Linked DNA regions of Homo sapiens: region 2 is linked to region 1. The links are chromatin loops, found by intact Hi-C in ENCODE. Cell type or tissue: heart right ventricle. All regions are shown on one strand.

Region 1 (2,500 bases):
CTGACTTGAGATCTTTAGACTGTACCACTTGCAACTTCTAACCTGTTCTCTCGATTGCAGGTACTGGGTACATTGACAATGTGACCCTGATTTCAGCCCGCCCTGTCTCTGGAGCCCCAGCACCCTGGGTTGAACAGTGTATATGTCCTGTTGGGTACAAGGGGCAATTCTGCCAGGATTGTGCTTCTGGCTACAAGAGAGATTCAGCGAGACTGGGGCCTTTTGGCACCTGTATTCCTTGTAACTGTCAAGGGGGAGGGGCCTGTGATCCAGACACAGGTGAGTGAAATGACACCTGGACCAGGTGGCTGGGGTGTCATGTGGAAGAGAGAGAGCTGTGTAAGAAAGACCATGGCTGAACTCACATCAGAGGTGGGAAAGGATTAAGGAGAGCAGAGCTGGAGTCAGGGAAGATGGACATGGTGCCTTATTACACTCAATCCTCTTCACTGTGGAAATGCCACAAAGTTGTGAGAAAGGTGCCAGGTTACAGGAAATGGTCGTCATGGTTCAGTGCTGGGTAGAAGAGTTGGTGTCGAGTTCCAAGAATTGTGTGGGGAGATCAAAGACAAGTCCGGGTCTAAATGAATGTGCCGACAAATGGTGTCAGGCCACAGAGAACATGGGGAACAGTGTTAAGTTATGGATAGTAAAAGAAGTGAGTGTCTACTTTGCATAGGGGAGTGAGGGTGAGATTCAGGGTCTTGGCCATGTTTAGATTTGGTTCTATGGGAGGGGTGAATGCCAGTGCTCAGGCACTTTGGGGAAGGCTTCAGAAAGGAAGGCTTTGACATTCTACACTCTGACCCATGTTGAAGGAAATGTATTGTCTGACCCTGCTCACTTCTCTGCCCCTCCACTCTTCTCCTACCCCCAGGAGATTGTTATTCAGGGGATGAGAATCCTGACATTGAGTGTGCTGACTGCCCAATTGGTTTCTACAACGATCCGCACGACCCCCGCAGCTGCAAGCCATGTCCCTGTCATAACGGGTTCAGCTGCTCAGTGATGCCGGAGACGGAGGAGGTGGTGTGCAATAACTGCCCTCCCGGGGTCACCGGTAAGGCCATGGGTCTGCTCTGCCACCTGCCTCTTCCTGTCCTGATGCCATGAATGTGTGCAAATAGCTTCCATTCCGAGGAATTCCTAGGAAATTATAATGACTTCGGGTTCACCCAAATGTGCTCACTCTAAAGATAATATCTTAAAGATAAGATATTGCAATGCCCAAGAGGTGAAGTGGATTAAGCAAGAGCAGAGTGCAATTATGGGAGAAAACACCTAAAGCTGTTTTGAGAGGTTTGTCATTAGAAGATGACATTTTCAGACCAAGCACATGGTTTGTTTCTTAATGAACTAAGATAACGAGGGAAAACTTAGTGACTTCTTAAATGTCACATCCTTCTGCTGGTCAATCTGAAAGAAGAATGGATTCTTCAGCAGCAGTTTTGGGGGTATTGCTCAAAACCTTACTACTTCTGTGGAGCTGCCTGCTTTTTCCCAGCCAGCTAGTTAAGCCTCCTAGTGGCGCTACTGTGTTCTGCAACCTGCAGTGGGCATGGAGAGAGAGGGCCAGCCCTGCCTTGCATGCCTGCTCCTGAGGGCTTTGTTCTGGGGTCCCTAGGGAAGCACATTTCTCTGGCTCTTCTAGAGGGTGACTCGCAACTTTAGGCCTCTGCGTCTGGTCTTCCTCCTGATGGATGTCGACCTAGGCTTGGTCATTTGTTCCTTCCCAGGTGCCCGCTGTGAGCTCTGTGCTGATGGCTACTTTGGGGACCCCTTTGGTGAACATGGCCCAGTGAGGCCTTGTCAGCCCTGTCAATGCAACAACAATGTGGACCCCAGTGCCTCTGGGAATTGTGACCGGCTGACAGGCAGGTGTTTGAAGTGTATCCACAACACAGCCGGCATCTACTGCGACCAGTGCAAAGCAGGCTACTTCGGGGACCCATTGGCTCCCAACCCAGCAGACAAGTGTCGAGGTAGGACTCCACCCCAGGCAGGCTGTGTCTGTGCGTGCCTGTGTACGTATGCACTTGCTTGCCATCTAAGCAGGGACAATGGCAGTTCATATCATGATGTTACTTTGATTCTCTGACCAAACTGGCCTGTGAGCACCCTGGGCCTTTCTTCCTCTGTCAAAGGCCTTAAGACAGGTTTACCCTGTAGCCAGGCTCTGGAAGACAGAGCTGGGTTAAAGCTGGGTGGGAGAAGTGAAAAAGGTCAGGTTTACATTCCTACGCGGAAAAGGATGTAACACGGGGCCACATCCTATGCCCAATCCCAAGGCAGGGAGGCAGGGAAGTGGCTGCCAAACCTGTTGTAGGAGAGTAATAAATGACTTGAGAGTAAGCCTAAGCAAACTCAAGTGGGAAGGGGAGTGGGCTGTAAAATAGTTTAAGAGACTCTCTCAGGAAGTCAGCGTAATTGATGTGTAGAAAGGTAACAGTCAACAGTTCTCCTAACAAGACAGCTTCAAAGCAGCAGCTATAGTGGAGCA
Region 2 (2,500 bases), 190 kb before region 1:
CCCGGAAAAGCTTCCCGGATCTTGAAGAAAAGTAATAGACATGAGTGTAGGGTGTTTCCAGGAAGGTTGAGTTGTTTGAATAAAGATCTAAAAGTAGTTAGATAATGGTGAAGGTATTATTTGCCATTCATGGAGCAATGAGGACGTGCCAGATGGATTCTGAGGAGAACTTGAAAGCTGGGTGACAAAAGAAACTAAATTACCTTTTGTCAAGTGCCTCCTGGTTACCTCTTTGAATTCTTCAGTCTTGAGAACTATTGTTAGCCCCGGGGAAGAATAATATGACTAGTGACTTTTCTGAGGTTGCGTAGGTTGAAATCCAGACCTGCTGTGGTACATAGATTATGTTTTTGCCACTCTGCCATTTTAGGTCAGACCTGCTGTAAGTGATAGTGAATTCTAGAAAGACCTCAAATTGAGGAGTAAAATGAGAGTGCTAAGGAACTAAGCATTGTTTCTCTGATAGACCACTGCTTTAGGATCTCTGGATTTCGACTGCTTCTGTTAAAAGGGCTTTACACTTAAGAACAGAGGATTTTTTTTTTAATTAAAAAAATATATATGTTTTAGACAGGGTCTTGCTCTGTCATCCAGGTTGGGGTGCAGTGGCACGATCCTATTTCATTGCAGCCTCAAACACCTGGGCTCAAACAAACCTCCCACCTCAGCCTCCTGAGTAGCTAGGACTACAGGCATATGCCACCATGCCTAGCTAATTTAATTTTTTTGTAGAGATGGGGTCTCTCTGTGTTGTCCAGACTGGACCCGAACTCCTGGCCTCGAGCAATCCTCCTGCCTTGGCCTCCCAAAGTGCTGGGGTTACAGGTGTAAGCCACCATGCCCAGCTGAGGATTGTTTTCAGTGGAAGAATTTTAGGTTTTGGGCATATGTACTAGTTGTATGATATTTAGCTGTTAATGCTTCTAGAAATTTCTAAGGAATTTATTGAATTTGAGAATGAGGTCCTGGATTTTGTCAGTGTCTGTTGATAGAAAAAATATGCTCTACCTGTGAAAAGAAAATTTCTACACGTTCTGAATTTATTATGCCAAGCGGAAAAGTTAGGCCCTGGAGACTGAGTCACATAACATGGCTGTTTTTCTTCTCTGGTGTGTGACTGTTGCTTAGGGACCTTTGTGTTGAGATGTTACCTGTAACCAGATACCCTATTCTTTATTCAAACCTAGACTAAATGCAGCTGGAGGTAGAGACCCCTGTGATTGTTACTGCTTTACAATGGAGTGTTAAGCAACCCCCTTAGAGTATAATAGTAACCAATCAAATCTTGTATCTCTATGTTAGCCTTATGCAGAAAATGTTGTAATCCTGTTCCACTCCCCTATTTTTCCTATATAAATGATTCTCACCTTTCCCAATGCTGGGGAGTGCTGACCACCATTCTTCAGTGTCCATGTTTCCTGGAAAACTACCCTCACACTTTGTGCTTGAATGAATTCTTTTTTTTTTTTTTTTTTTTAAGACAGCGTCTTGCTCTATCTCCCAGGCTGGAGTACAATGGCGCAATCTTGGCTCACTGCAACTTCCGCCTCCCGGCTTCAAGTGATTCTTCTGCCTCAGCCTCCCGAGTAGCTGGGATTACAGGCACTTGCCACTGTGCCCAGCTGATTTTTGGATTTTTTAGTAGAGATGGGGTTTCGCCATGTTAGCCAGGCTGGGCTCAAACTCCTGACTAGGTGAGCCATCTGCCTTGGCCTCCCAAAGTGCTGGGATTACTGGCGTGAGCCACCACGCCAGTCTTTTTTTTTTTTTTTTTTTTTTTGAGACAAGAGTTTCGCTCTGTCACCCAGGCTGGAGTGCAATGGCGTGATCTCGGCACACTGCTACCTCTGCCTCCTGGGTTCAAGCGATTCTCCTGCCTCAGCCTCCCAAGTAGCTGCGATTACAGGCATGTGCCACCACACCCAGCTAATTTTTGTATTTTTAGTAGAGATGGGAGTTCACCATGTTGGCCAGGCTCCGACCTCAAGTGATCCGCCCGCCTCGGCTTCCCAAAGTGCTGAGATTACAGACGTGAGCCACTGCGCACAGCTGAATGAATTCTTTTAACTGGATCCTCTGTAAAAAACACATTACGCTTATTTGTGAAGAACAAAGGATTGTTTTCTTTTTTTGTTTTGTTTTGTTTTGTTTTTTAGATGGTGTTTCACTCTTGTCGCCCAGGCTGGAGTGCAGTGGCACGATCTTGGCTCACTGCAACCTCTACCTCCTGGGTTCAAGCAATTCTTCTGTCTCAGCCTCCTGAGTAGCTGGAATTACAGGCACCCACCACCACGCCCGGCTAATTTTTGTATTTTTAGTAGAGATGGGGTTTTGCCATGTTGGTCAGGCTGGCCTCGAACTCCTGACCTCAGGTGATCCATCTGCCTTGGCCTCCCAAAGTGCTGGGATTACAGGCGTGAGCCACCGCACCTGGCCCCAAAGGATTGTTTTCAGTGGAAGACTTGTAGGTTTTGGGTACTTGAACTAGTTGCATGATATT

The links. Peaks named below come from ENCODE experiments on the same cell type or tissue, not always from the same donor. Only the 100,000 strongest peaks of a DNase experiment are listed, where the experiment ranks them.
Region 2: it touches region 1 in a loop (1.8-fold over the local background); 36 of 110 quality-filtered maps call a loop at or near these places.

Annotation. Positions count from the first base shown.
Region 1 is chr1:183,226,638-183,229,137 of GRCh38, forward strand. It overlaps LAMC2 (laminin subunit gamma 2), which reads left to right. Exons shown (of 23, transcript NM_005562.3): 9 at 61-279; 10 at 878-1,060; 11 at 1,737-1,982. Among named protein-coding and RNA genes, the nearest start is that of LAMC2, 42 kb to the left of the region's middle. RefSeq lists a silencer at 1,884-2,089. In heart right ventricle, CTCF peaks have their summits at 1,528 and 1,732; a DNase peak (open chromatin) is centred at 1,544.
Region 2 is chr1:183,034,640-183,037,139 of GRCh38, forward strand. All of the region lies in intron 1 of LAMC1 (laminin subunit gamma 1), which reads left to right. Among named protein-coding and RNA genes, the nearest start is that of LAMC1, 12 kb to the left of the region's middle. In heart right ventricle, no CTCF peak of the experiment used is centred here; a DNase peak (open chromatin) is centred at 1,543; H3K27ac peaks cover 671 bases.